2 separate regions of the Homo sapiens genome follow, and region 2 is linked to region 1. The links are chromatin contacts, found by Hi-C in ENCODE. All regions are on one chromosome and are shown on one strand. Each heading gives the region's core, a stretch centred on a gene start or an enhancer-like site at or near the end of the contact. The rest is flanking DNA. Distances are from core to core; before and after follow the strand shown. Region 1 holds the start of SF3B6 (splicing factor 3b subunit 6). Region 2 holds the start of SELENOI (selenoprotein I).

The links. Hi-C counts contacts between places; a loop is a spot of excess contacts on that map. Pooled maps may share reads with other maps.
Region 2: a loop to region 1 is called in a map of CD8-positive, alpha-beta T cell, with 19 times the contacts of the local background. The contact joins the promoter of SELENOI here to the promoter of SF3B6 in region 1. A Hi-C loop is called at or near these places in 2 of 168 maps with a recorded cell type or tissue (CD8-positive, alpha-beta T cell and naive thymus-derived CD4-positive, alpha-beta T cell), 1 of 37 single-sample maps with no recorded cell type and 9 of 50 pooled maps.

Annotation. Positions count from the first base shown.
Region 1 is chr2:24,071,748-24,078,795 of GRCh38, forward strand. SF3B6 (splicing factor 3b subunit 6) reads right to left here and starts at 4,579. Exons shown (of 4, transcript NM_016047.4): 1 at 4,453-4,579; 2 at 2,329-2,447. The coding sequence starts at 4,482. TP53I3 (tumor protein p53 inducible protein 3) reads right to left here. Exons shown (of 5, transcript NM_004881.5): 5 at 5,686-6,014. The coding sequence ends at 5,832. It also overlaps a transcript of FAM228B not described here. RefSeq lists enhancers at 3,865-4,397, 4,398-4,929, 4,464-4,693 and a silencer at 4,804-5,453.
Region 2 is chr2:26,341,843-26,348,890 of GRCh38, forward strand. It overlaps SELENOI (selenoprotein I), which reads left to right and starts at 4,301. Exons shown (of 10, transcript NM_033505.4): 1 at 4,301-4,447. The coding sequence starts at 4,391. It overlaps ADGRF3 (adhesion G protein-coupled receptor F3), which reads right to left and starts at 4,947. Exons shown (of 14, transcript NM_001321971.2): 1 at 4,279-4,947. The coding sequence starts at 4,392. RefSeq lists enhancers at 3,766-3,905, 4,226-4,993, 5,106-5,205 and silencers at 4,116-4,345, 4,396-4,455, 4,516-4,565.

The DNA of each region.
Region 1 (7,048 bases), core at 3,329-5,828:
CATGAGATGAGCTGGTGAAAACCATTCCAGATACAAGGAAAATAGAAGCACAAAGGTTCTGAGCTGCTCTGCACTCTTCTGAAGATGCCCCTGCTTTATTCCCTGTCCTTTCATTTTGGCTTTCTGAAACATTCTCTAACTTCACTGATTTTAAGCATCCCTTAATTGAGTACTATCAATAAATTTTATAATGCCCTAGTAAACCAATCACAACCACTTTTTATATTATTCTTCTATTTTCTTTTCTTTTGTTGAAACAGGATCTCACTCTGTCGCCCAGACTGGAGTGCAGTGGCATGATCTCGGCTCACTCACTGCAGCCTCAGCCTCCCAGGTTCAAGCGATTCTCCCACTTGAGCCTCCTGAGTAATTGCATTACAGGCGCGTGCCACCATGCCCAGCTAATTTTTGTATTTTTTTTTAGAGAGGGGGTTTCACCATTTGGCCAGGGTGGTCTCGAACTCCTAACCTCTGGTGATCTGCCTGTCTCGGCCTCCCAAAGTGCCGGGATTACAGGTGTGAGCCACCACATCTGGCCTATTCTACTATTTTCTATATTATTCATTTAGTATACATCGGGTGCTTACCATGTATCGCACAAGTGCTATCAACACAAAAACAAAAATAATATATGGTACGAGCCCTGGAGGAACTCACAACCTGCCCAGGGTGACAGATGAATATAGAGACAACAGCAAAACCATGTGTTAACCTAGGAGAGACACATGGAAATGCTATGGGAGCAGAAGAGTGGCTAATGTACACTGGGAAGGAAAACTGATAAAGTACCTTCACAGACACTGTGTAATTTCATCCAAATTAAAATTCTTTTAAGACAGTAGGTTAGGAAGACTGTATTTCATAGATAATTGAAACCCAGATAAGGTTAAATATTTTCTCCAGTTTCGTAAGAGTAGGCAAGCCAGTATTTGAACCCAGGCCTTACAACCAATCTATGCTGTTTCCACATTAAAAGCTAAAAGGCCACCACCCAGATTATCTCATACATGAAGAGAAAACCAAAAAAGCTAGGCAACTAGTCACACACATGGCTAGTAACAAGGCCTGAAGTAGAATCTTGTCTCCTGATCCCCAAGGCAGGGATTCGCCATGTTGGCCAGGCAGGTCTTGAACTCCTGGCCTTGTATACCATTCTGTATCTAGAGCAGGGTTTCTTGACCTAGAGTCCATGTATCCCCTGAAATATATGCAACATGAGTGTATTCTTCTGTGGAAGGAGTCTAAAGCTTTTATCAGATGCTCAAAGGACTGAGACCTCCTAAAAAGGACAGCTGGTCTATAACACTTTCACTTTCATCCCCATCTGAGTACCAATGATCATGTATTTCCAGCTCTTGGTTTACTCTCTGGAGGGACAGTGTCATTCAAAAGGAGGGTCCTCAAGACCTCATAGTCCTAAAGCCAGGAAGGAGCTCTCAAGTCATACAAGACGGAATTCCGACTAGAAATAAAAACTTTATACGTAGTCATTACTGTGGTAAAATAATAATTTTTTTAAAATAAAAACTTTAGAAATCCTTTCAGATGGACTCTTAAGTCACTAGCCCTTTCATATGAGTTCGGGTGTCAGAGGCTATGGTACTGTGTAATGTAGAGGTTCAATTTAGAGTCAGAAGATTTTACCACTAAGCACTGTAAGATAGAAAGGTACTTTACTCTCAGGGCTATAGTTTTGTTGATCCAAATAAAAGCACTTATTATGGTTAATGGTATTCAGTAGATGTCCAGTAAATATCACTTGAAGGTATGAACCCCAATCTTTATATTAAATTAAAACGTGAATGCTTGTAATTAGATGTTTTCCTCTATACTTTTACATCTTCAATTGAAAGAGCTGTAGTTGAAAATATCATTTTTTTCTGTTACTTTTATACTCTTTTACTTAGTTTATTCAGAAATTCTGGGGTTATTTAAAGAGACAGTGATGATTGTTGAGAAAATTATAGAGCTGCTGCATACAAAAAACACAGTGTAACAAGCTAGCTTTACAAATAACAGGTATGCAATAAATGTTAGTTCTTTCCCTTCTCAACCAGTTTCCTCAAAGCATTCATTACTACTTCAATGAATGCTTTGAGGAAACTCAAATCCTCTTCTTGGCTCTCATTGAGCTGGATCATTAGGGTCTCAGTAGGTTTTCTCCCCCCTTCAAAAAGATCTCATCTCTCTGATCTCAATCTGCTAGTCTCAAGGCTCTTGGTAAGGGTTGTCGCACTGCACACAGCACAGGGTGGCCTCATCGTCAGCTATAATTCTGAAATTACAGATTATGCTATCATTTTCTTTAAATGACTCAGTAAGACTCACACTCTGATTTGACGAATAGGTCCATATTTCCCAAATATATCATACATTTCTTCAGCTGTGATTTTGTATGGCAAATTTCTTATATACAATATCCGATTTACTTCAGGTGGAAGTCGAATCTAAAATGAGAAATACGTATTGTTATTATAATTAGGGGCATTCTAAAAAATTATAATTTAAATGCCCCTATAATTAGGGGCATTTTAAAAAATTCTTAATGATACGTAATAATAAAAAGCCAAGAATAAGAGGTATAATTTGATGTTTCTGAAAATGGGCAGATCTTTGAAAAAGCAACAGAGGCTGGGTGCAGTGGCTGGTCCCTATAATCCCAGCACTTTGGGAGGCAAAGTGGGAGGATCACTTGAGCCCAGGAGTTTGAGACCAGCCTGGACAACATAGTGAGACCCCCATCTCTACAAAAATTTTAAAAAATTAGCCAGGCATGGTGGTGGGTGTAGGCCTTTGCAAACCTTACCACCATCACTCCTGCTAACACCTGAGTTGGGCTGTACCCTCTTCCCTGCCCATCCCAGGAGATGACCCTGATTCTTGTTTCTTGGAGAAAATAGACATGACCAATTGAAATACTTTTCATCTATATCCAACTACTTTCCCTCTATTACTACGCCAACCTTCATCTACTCAAAACCTTCACTTCTAAACTCAACCTATCTTTCTTCCATATCATGTTTCGCACACTCTGCTGGATTGCTCCCATTGGCATAAAGATACACCTATATCACACATCTTTTAAAAAGTCAACTATCTGGCCGGGTGCGGTGGCTCATGCCTGTAATCCCAGCGTTTTGGGAGGCCAAGGCAGGTGGATCACTTGAGGTCAGGAGTTTGAGACCAGCCTGGCCAACACGGAGAAACCCTGTCTCTACTAAAAATACAAAAATTAGCCGGGCATGGTGGTGGGCACCTGTAATCCCAGCTACTCAAGAGGCTGAGGCAGGAGAATTGCTTGAACTCAGGAGACAGAGGTTGCAGTGAGCCAAGACTGTGCCACTGCACTCCAGCCTGGGTGACAGAGTGAGAGTCCATCTCAAAAAAAAAAGTCAACTATCATCCAATTTCCCTACTTCCTATTTAAATGAGAACTCATGGACAGAGTGTCTTTGCTGTTTCCATTTTCTCAACTTCCACCATCTTTTCACCCCACTGCAATCAAGTTTTCATCCACTGAAATGATTCCTATCATCAAGGTCACCAAAAGTCTCCATTTACATATACAATGGTCAATTGCTTGTCTTTTCTTTCTTTCTTTCTTTCTTTCTGTTTTTTTTTTTTTTTTTGAGTCAGGGTCTTGCTCTGTCTCCTGGGCTGAAGTGCTGCGCAGTGGCACAATCATGGCTCAAGGCAGCCTTGAATTCCTGGGCTCAAGCAATCCTCCCACCTCAGCCTCCAAAAGTGCGGGGATTACAGGCATGAGCCACCTCACTCGGCCTAACTTCATCTTACACCTCTAAGCGTTTTACTGTTGACTAATCTCTTTTTTGAGTTTTTTTTTTTTAAAAGTTTCCGTAACACTGTACTCTCAAACACTAGAATGTAAGCAGAAGGACTTGTTTTATTCACTGCTGTATTCCCAATACGTAAGACTAGTGTCTGGCACATAGTAGCTATTCAATAAATATAATTGATGAATTATGTCCCACATGGCAAGCAGAATACATAGTAGGTGCTCAAAAAATATTGTTTTAATTAATGTGTTAATGAAGGATCCGAAAAGCACCATGATCTGAGGGGAATCCCAGGTCCTAGTTGTTGGTGAACCATTAAGTTAGTTGAGGACTCTTCTGAGATATCGACTTTAAGTCAAGGAGATAATCCTAACGCCAGGTCCTTAGGTGCGGGTCAAGCAAAGAGGCTATAGGGGTAACACTATCACTGACACTAGGGTAGAGACTGAGGAACTCTCAAAAGGGGTGGGGACAGAAATGTGGCTCAAGGAGCATATCTCTGAGGATGGGGCCGGATAGTGTCTTCGCTGACAGGATAGGAATTCTGGAGTTCTCCGCTCTGGGGACGGAGGAGGAGCAAGAATGCTCCGATCCACGCCGCTAAGAAAGTCAAACCCGAAGTTCTCCCACCCTCCGCAGAACACCCGATACTCACGTTCGCCCTCTTGGCCGCTTGCATCGCCATCTTGGCGGGCTGATGAAGTTACCGTAGCAGATACTGAAATTCCTCCGGAGCTCGCTCGGCTTCGGGGGTTACACCGCGTTAGATGCAGGACATCAACATCCAGGACCCGCCGGAAGCTGTTACAGCGGAATAGCGCCGTCTTACGCTGAGACGCGCTGACGTAGCAGCCCCCTTCGAATAGACTCCGGGGTAAAACCGAGCCTGAGCGAGACTCGAGGCCGGAAGATGGAAAGGCGAGAGTCCAAGACACTTCCGGGCTCTGTACCGTAAAGGGCGGGGCGTAGCCTCCAAAAGGCGAGATGTTCCGGTCGGGGAGGCCCTGAGCAGAGGAACCCGGGTGGAGAGGGCGGGGCCTGAGGAGGGCGGAGAGCTGGGGCGGGTCTCAGGTGAGTAACTGGGGAGCGGAGGAGGCGGGGCTTGAGCAGGGTTATGACAGGTAGGGCGGGACCCAGGTGAGTAGCGGGAGGGGGCGGGGCCTGAGGAGGGTGCGGAGAGCTGGGGTGGGGCCCAAGTGAGTATCCGGGAGGGAGCCGGGCCTGAGCAAGGCGGTGAGCTGGGGCGGGACCCAAGTGAGTAATGGAAGGGGCGGGGCCTGAGGAGGGTGGTGGCGGTGGGGCGGGGCCCAGATGTGTAGCGGGAGGTGGTGGGGCCTGAGGAGGGTGGCGAGAGGTGGGGTGGGGCCCAGGTGAGTAGCGGGCGAAGGCGGGGCCTGAGGAGGACTGAGCTGGGGCGGGACCCAGGTGAGTAGCGGAAGGGATCGGGGCCTGAGGAGGGTGGTGGAGGTGCGGCGGGGCCCAGAAGTGTAGCAGGAGGTGGTTGGGGCTGAGGAAAGTGGTGGAGGTGGGGCGGGGCTCAGATGTGTAGCGGGAGGTGGTGGGGCCTGAGGAGGGCGGCGAGAGGTGGGGTGGGGCCCAGGTGAGTAGCGGGCAGGGCTGGGGCCTGCTGTGGTGCCCACTGGTTGCGGGGCGCGCGGGCAGGTGCCGGAGGTGGTGGGCCTGGGCCTCTAGCTGTGCGCAAGGCGGAATATGTGGGGTTCTGGCGGCTTGTGTCACGGCTGACGCTGTAACTATACCCAGAATCTCCGTCCCTGGAGGGGCCCTCAGGTTGAGCGTCAGCTGATCGGGCCTCAGTAATCCCCGCTGCGACGCCCGTCCGGACTCCCACCTCAACCCCGCCGCGGCGGCCCCAGTCCGCGTGCCACCCTTCCAGTTCACTCTTTATTTCCTCATATCAGCTTTAAACGGCTCTGGAGGAAGCACCGGGTTTCTTGGCCTGTCTATTGTGAATCTTCTCCAGGTTTGCTCTGGAAAGGCCTGGGGTGGCCGCGTCCTGTCCTGCCCCATCCTCCTTCACTGGGGCAGTTCCAGGACGATCTTGCCTATGTTCTTGTTGGCCTCCATGTACTTATGGGCCTCCTGGATTTCGGTCACTGGGTAGATTCTGTCCAGAACCGGCAGCAGACGTTGGGGGCCCTCCGTGGAGAAGTGAGGCAGAATTTGCTCCGTGAAAGCATTCACCAGCATTTGCTTGTACTAAGACAAGGGAAAGGAGATCATCAGCCTGGGGAGAGAGCCTCACCCTGCCCTCCTCATCCTCCTCAGCCTTCTTGCTCTCTCTGAAGCCACGTATCTGAAAAAGCACACAGGGACACTTAACCCCTCACTTCCTAGCATGTGTGTGAAATACCCTTGAAGGAGTCATGTGCCATCTCAGAATATGTCCGATAGGTATATTGTTAATTTTGAGGTGAAAGCATTGGAGAAATTGTAGTTTCAGAAAAGGCTAGCTGACCTGTCTCTTCTTGCATGTAGCAAGTCATAAAGATTCCTCTGAGAGGGGTACCCTCCCCATACTAGGGCAAAAAGCCCTTATCACCAGAGACTGGAAACGGGGCTGCAATGGAACTGAATAAATACACTTAAGGAAGTAACCCTTATCTTCCACTAGTTTTACACCCCCCACCCCCATATATCTCCTAGTGACTTCCCTAGAAATTTACTATCCCTAGCCAGATTTTGTCTTATTTCTTCTCAAATTTATTGTTCTTTGTCTAAAAATTACAAAAGCATCTTACTTTGGCCGAATCACTTGAGCCTGGGAGTTTGAGATCAGCCTGGGCAACATGGTGAAAACCTGTCTCTATAAAAAATACAAGCCAGGCATGGTGGTATGCCTTCAGTCTTAGCTACCCAGGAGGCTGATTGTGCCATTGCACTCCAGCCTGGGTGACAGAGTAAGACCCTGTCTCCATAAAAAAAAAAAAAAAAAAAAAAAGTACATGCTTTTCTCCTGTCAATCTGCTGGTATCAATTTGGTTTCTAGAGCCAGCTGAAGAGACCACATAGGAGCTAAAGGGGGGTTACAGGTGATCTCTGGCTCCCTTGTACCTCCAAATGTGTAACTTCTGTTCTGTACCAGATAAAGACTGAAGCCTGGAGTAAAATGTTAGTGTCACTGACAGCCTAAGAATTGTTTTTAAATAAAGTGTCTTTACCCAGGAGGCAGCCACAGATAGGACTCATATAGGCTTAGTGAAAAAAGGATGCTTAAGCTCTCCTGTCCCTCA
Region 2 (7,048 bases), core at 3,051-5,550, 2.3 Mb after region 1:
GCGGGCAGATCACGAGGTCAGGAGATCGAGACCATCCTGGCCAACACGGTGAAACCCCGTCTCTACTAAAAATACAAAAAATTAGCCGGGCATGGTGGCAGGTGCCTGTAGTCCCAGCTACTTGGGAGGCTGAGGCAGGAGAATGGCGTGAACCCGGGAGGCGGAGATTGCAGTGAGCTGATATTGCGCCACTGCACTCCAGCCTAGGCGACAGAGCAAGACTCCATCTCAAAAAAAAAACAACTGACTTGTGATTTTTTTTTTTTAATATCTTACCATCAACTTGTAGAAGCATAGTGTAGTGGAAAATTATTCAACTAAAAGTCTGATGACCTGTGTTCCTCTTTCCTGGGTGACTTTTGGTAAGATATATTACTATTCTATTGTTCCACTCTATACAATTGGAACAGCCATCAGGCCCATGGCTCAGGATTGTTAGTCATGTGAAACTGCTTTGAGAACCAGAGTTTATGTGTATAAGGCATTCATTTTTATTTTAAAATGAGAACTAAATCAATACCTTTTTACAAACTTCTTTGGAAGACCCTGCCCATTTTTATGGCTTCAGTAACTTATATTGGAGTTATTAACTACATTAGTCCTTAATTAACCTCCAATATTTTTTGGCTGTCTCCATTTATCTGATACACTCTTATTCAGACTAAATAAAACAGGCACTCCAGGAACTTAAAACACTTTATTTTGGTTATATTATAAAAATAAAAATATTGTTTCTAGCACGAATTGATATTTTCTATGATTATTATTCTGGAAGGCAAAATGCCTGATCTTGAGTGTACAAGATGTAGAAGAAATAAACTTCAATGGATGAAGAGGCAGACATGGGAAACAAAGCAATAATAAACTACACTCAGGAATGTGGCGTGTAGAGCACAGATGGGAATAACAAGGCCAATCTAAAGCAGTCCGGGGCAGCTGGGCTGCCTTAGGGAAAAATGCCTCCTGGAATAAAATTTGGGAACGAGGAAACAGAAAGGTGACTTAGTTCCAAAGGCAAATTTGTTTCCATGACATTTTTCTCTTCCCACGTGACCATGCCTGCCGGGTTTAGGATTCACAGAATTCTGCGAAAATACAGTCATGCATCACTTAATGACAGGATATGCTCTGATAGTAAATACAAAAGCCAGTAAGACAGTTAGTTATTATCAAGTATTCAGTAGTGTACATAATTATATGTGCTATACTTTTAGATGACTGGCAGCGCGGTAGGTTTGTTTACACTAGCATTACCACGAACGTGAGTAATGCCTTGTGTTACAACATTTTGACAGCTAGGATGTCACTAGATGACAGAAATTTTTCAGCTCCACTATAATCTTAAGGGACCACATGTGGTCCCTCATTGACGGAAACATGGTTATATGGAGCATGACTAATATCTTAAATTTGTATGAATTTAATTGAACAGACTGGGGCCATATCATTGTAGGTAAGACAAGATTTCCCAGATGAGATGACTTAATCTCAGAGAAGTTATATGATATACAGTTTCACTGAATTTCAGAGATGAATAGGATCGTAGTACCTAATAGGTTCTAATGGATCGAATTAGATCTTAGGATCAAATGATCTTTTTTTTTTTTATTTTTTTGAGACAGAGCCTCGCTGTGTCACCCAGACTGGAGTGCAGTGGCGCGATCTCGGCTCACTGCAAGCTCCGCCTCCCGGGTTCACACCATTCTCCTGCCTCAGCCTTCCGAGTAGCTGGGACTACAGGTACCCGCCACCACGCCCGGCTAATTTTGTTTTTATATTTTTAGTAGAGACGGGGTTTCACCGTGTTAGCCAGGATGGTCTCGATCTCCTGACCTCGTGATCCGCCCGACTCGGCCTTCCAAAGTGCTGGGATTATAGGCGTGAGCCACGGCGCCCGGCCCAAATACCCTCTTTTTGAAAAAGAGTACTGGGGCTAAGTGAAGTAAGTTGTCTGAGATTACACAGCCAGTAACATGTCAAAGTATAAACCAATTTCTGGGTTATGCTTCAGCTTATAAATTATCAGATGAATTTATAATTGATTCAAACTTGTTACAACCTTATGCAGAGAAGCAGCAAATTGTAACTGCTTTCACAAAATTAAAAGTTACTGTTTTAAAAAGTGCTTTTAAAGAAAATATCAGAGGTAGAAAACAATTTTAAGAATCAATCATGTCATTTTGAGTTTGCTTATATCTGAACTGATAAACAATAAGTGCAGTTTATAAACTATTATTAGCTTGCACTGAAGTCACATTTTATGGCTTTCCACAATTAACTAAGTTTTACAAGTATGAAGGGTTTTTTTGGTTTTGTTTTTGAGACGGAGTCTTGCTCTGTCGCCCAGGCTGGAGCGCAGTGACACAATCTCGGTTCACCGTAACCCCACCTCCCAGGCTCAAGCGATTCTCCTGCCTCAATAACCTGAGTAGCTGGGACTACAGGCGCGTGCCACCACACCCGGTTAGTTTTTGTATTTTTAGTTGAGACGAGGTTTCACCATATTGTCCAGGCTGGTCTCAAACTCCTGATCGCAAGTAATCCCTCCACCTCAGGCTCCCAAAGTGTAGGGATTACAAGCGTGAGCCACCGCGCCTGGCCGAGACTCTCATTTCTAATGTTCTTCTCAAAACTGGTACTTCACAGCATATCAAAGAGATCTTTGCTCATTCATTCAATAAAATACGTTGATCATGTATTATTTGCAAGCCCCCTGGGTTATGGAACATGGGGAAAATTAAGATGTATAAGATGCAAATACTGCCCTCGAGGGCAAGTGTGATAAAGGACACTGAAGTTTATTGGTTGGCGGGCGCCCATTCTTCAAAAAATGCAAAAAATTTAGCCGGGTGTGGTGGTGTGCGCCTGTAGTTCTAGCTACTTGGGAGACGGAAGCAAGATCACCTGAGCCAGGGGAGGTCGAGGCTGCAGTGAGCCGTGATCACGTCACTGCATTCCAGCCTGGGTGAGTCAGTCCCTGTCTCAGGGGGCGGGGAGAAGCTTATTATCTACCATATACCAGGTATAAGATTATCTATTACTTTCTAAGAATCATGCTTTAGGAGGGGAGATTAGACATGTAGTAATAATACTGTGTTTGGCATATCTCGGGTCCCCAATAAATAGTTGTTAAACGAATGAACATAAAAGTATCTCAAAATAATCGCCCTTATTTCAGAGACCCAGAGAGACTGAAAGGCTCCCTGAAGTAGTGGTTTCCCATAACACAGAACTCATTTCATGTTGGGTCGATCATTTCCGAGCTTCGTAACTAAGTGACTCTGGGCAGGCTGCCTAATCTGAAAAAGGGGATAATGCCTTTCACTTCAGTGTTGTTATGGGGTTGATAATGTATGTGAAGTTCTCCCCACAGAAGGCGCTCAATAAAAAGCAGCAACTATTATAAAATTTTATTAGTAGATACTCACTAGCCATTGATCTAGTGTTTTTTGTTTGTTTGTTTGTTTTACAATTAACTGGGCTCCAGTTATGTAAAACACCTCTTGCAAACGCATTTAAGGACTCGTCGAGACTGAGAGATCACTGCTTTTATCTGGTCGGGAGACACCAGCAATCTTAATTTGGAACGGTTTGATAGAGCGGAGTGCGATGAGGCGGTCCAAGGTTCCTAAGCAACATAGACCTGAGGGGCTTGTCTCCAATGTCCTTTCACCTGTCTTTCAAGTCCCTCTGCTGACCGCACAAAGACTCCCGTGGCCCCGGCAGCAGCTCGGCCTTCTCTACATCTAACCACGTTTACTAAATTTCTACGGCACGCAGCGCACCGCACCAGGAGCTGGGAGCGGCTCGCGGTACAGACCTCCTTCCTCTTTTACTTCGCTGCAGCGGGAGAACTAAGTCCTCTTACCTGAGGCACTGCTGAACTGGTTCGCAAGCAGTCACTCTACCCCCAAGACTAAAACGGTATACCCCAGATCACCACGCAAGTGCGGATACCACAGAAATCCCACCTTCCCCCGGGACCGGGAGCAAAGCCCGCTGGGAAATTGACCTTTCACCCCCTCTCTTGCCTTACCTCAGCTCACCAATTTTGACGCTAGCAAATGAAGCGACGAAGAGAGCTGGAAGGCGGGACTTAGTGTTGCCTGATCCACGCCGATTGGACAACAGCAGTGTCGGGGGACGGGCCGCTCGAGCGGGCTAGCAACCCCCCCTCGATGGGCGGGGAGAAGCGTGGGCTGCGCTTGCGCACTGAGAGGCGGCCGAAGGGGCCGAGGCGGCTACGCGTGCGCGGTGGGCGGAGCGCGGCTCTCCTACCTTCTCGGGCAGCCCAGTCTTTGCCATCCTTGCCCAGCCGGTGTGGTGCTTGTGTGTCACAGCCTTGTAGCCGGGAGTCGCTGCCGAGTGGGCGCTCAGTTTTCGGGTCGTCATGGCTGGCTACGAATACGTGAGCCCGGAGCAGCTGGCTGGCTTTGATAAGTACAAGGTACCGCGGGCCGGCGGATGCCCCTCTCCCTGCTCCCGGCCTCGCCCAGGCGGCTGAGGGGCCCGCGCGGCGCGGTCCGTGTCACCTTGTGCCGCGTGGCTCCGGGCGGGCTGGCGGGCGTTCCTCCGGAGGTCCTGCGGGTCCTGGGGATTGGGGGTCGGGGAGCGTGGGAGCATCCTAAGCCCGCCGCCCGTAGTCGGCACCCCCCGGGAGATTTCCTTTTCCTTAGGAGAGCGCTCAGTGATCATGGAGCGAGGGAATTCCCTTCCTATTTTTTTTAAACTTATTATTTTCGTAAGCCCCCGAAAGGATGGAGTTCCTTCTGTTGTGTCAATCGCCTTCATTTTAGTGAAGTTTCCACTCGCCTGTCATGCATACAACTTCGGAGGAGGAGATGATCGTTTGGCAGATGAGGCCCGGGAGGGGAGCGACTTGCCGATGCCATCCTGCTGATGTCTCCACTTCTGCTCCCGGCAGGGACTTCCTAAGCGGCAGCTTGTGGCGCTAGGGCCACCAGATGAAAGGGAGGTGCACAGGAAGGAGCTGTGGAGTGGAAAGAGCGCGGGCTTTCGAGCACATACAAACCTGATTACAAAAGTCAGATTTCTTTATTTCGTCTTGGGCACGTCATTTTAACCCCGCTCAGCCTCTCTTTTGTGTATGAAACTGAAAGTAATAGCTTCTGCTGTGCAAAATGATTAGAGGAATTTGTGAAGCGCTTGGCAACATACTAGGACCCCAGTAAATAAATGCGGGTGGTTAACTTTCCTCCAAATCTGGTTCCCATCCGCAGTTCCTTTACCAATGAATGACTCTAACCATCCAGTCGACCAAGCCTGAAATATGGGCTTTAACCCTTCATCCTTGTTGTTACCCGTTCATCTTCACATCTTAGCTTAAATATTGCTTCCTCAAAGAAGCCCTCCCTACGTGCCCCTTTCCCCCTTAAATGTGCGCTCTGTTCGTTTATGGAATTGCTGCTTTAGCGTGTCTCGCCATTAGAATATAATGCCCAACTCATTAGAGTTTTCTTGTGGACCATCATGGCTTAAGCACAGTGCTATGTGCATACTAGGCACCCAGTAAGCATTTGTGGAATGAATGAATAACTGAAAAAGTCATAATGGATTTTGTTTAACTCGAGTTAAAAAAAAAAAAAGCAAGGGTCCTTAGAAGGTCACATAGCATGTTTCTCTGCTTTCAAGCCGTATTGTGCCATACCATTCTGAACCGAGGTGATGACTTGTCTTAACATTTTAAGTGGAAAGAGGGTCCAGAGCCTTCTTGGTAACTCGGGCCAGTGCTTTTCAACTTTCATTTTAGAAGGCTGTTAACCCAGATACCTCCTGTTTTGCCTTAAGCTCTACTCCCCTTTTGTTGTCTGTTCTGCAGGGTAAATATTGACATATAAAACATTTTCTTCCTTACTAGGGTCTGACTTTCTAAGTGCCAATAAAATAGCTATTTCAATGGGAGCAGTGTTTATAATAGGAAATCTCCTTTTTCTTATAAAGAATCTTCCCTAGATTTATATTTTCAACTAAATAAGTGTCTTAATTTACTAGAAGTTTCGTGTAATTTTCTGTTCTGATCTTTCCCCCTTTTTTATTATATAAGTTCCTGTATCTGACAGCAGATGACTTCCTATCATCCTGGAAAACAAAGGTCGATTTAGCAAGCGTCCAATGTTCACTAAAATAGTTTGTTGATATCATTTTAGTTATAATGAGGCTTCCTTGGGGAAAAAAAAGCACACATTTATAACCTAAATATTCTTCTATTGCAATTACTCAATACTGCATTTATATTAAAATTATGAATCCAGTGGTATCCAAAGGAAAAATCCATGGGATCAGTTTTGCTTGAACACAAATCTCACAGATCTTTTTTTCTTATCGTTGCGTTCCCCTTATGTTGTCTTCAGATAGTAAGCGCTTTATAAATGCTTATTTTAAAAAGTCTTTTTTCCCCATAAATGGGTAAAGATTGAAAACACTCAAAAGATATTTTGTATTCCCTCATGTGATGCTTTATAAGAGGGATGTAAAGAAGAACTGACACTACAAAAGCAGTTGGTGGAAAAATTACTTTTGAAGTAGTTTAATTTATCTTCCCTAGAGGTATATCTGAGAGCTACAGTTGGAAACCTGACAGATATACAGAATAACTGCTGAAAGGGGTGCACACGGGGAGTGGAAATTAGGTTTCTGAAGCAGGAAACTATAAGACAATTGATTTTTGGTATGGAAGAGCGTGGGATGGATTCTGTGTTATGTATTGACACTTGCATTCGCTATTGTGTTACTTAACGCAATTGTATTAAACAGTTAGTTGACTATTAGTTGAATGTCTACTTTCTCTTTTAGGACGTGAGCTTTAAGAGGGCAGGCCCTATGGCTGACTTTTTTTTTTTTTTCTTTAATAACATGACTGAGGTCTAGCACAGTACCATGAACAGAGTAAGTGCTAAACAAATATTGAAGGAATGAGAATGTAAAAGAATCAACCATTTTGGAAGTATGGTTAAAAAAAAAAAAGGAGCTCTATGTCTGGATATTGAAAGGGTGCTTTTGTATTTTAAATGTGAAGATATCAGGTTTA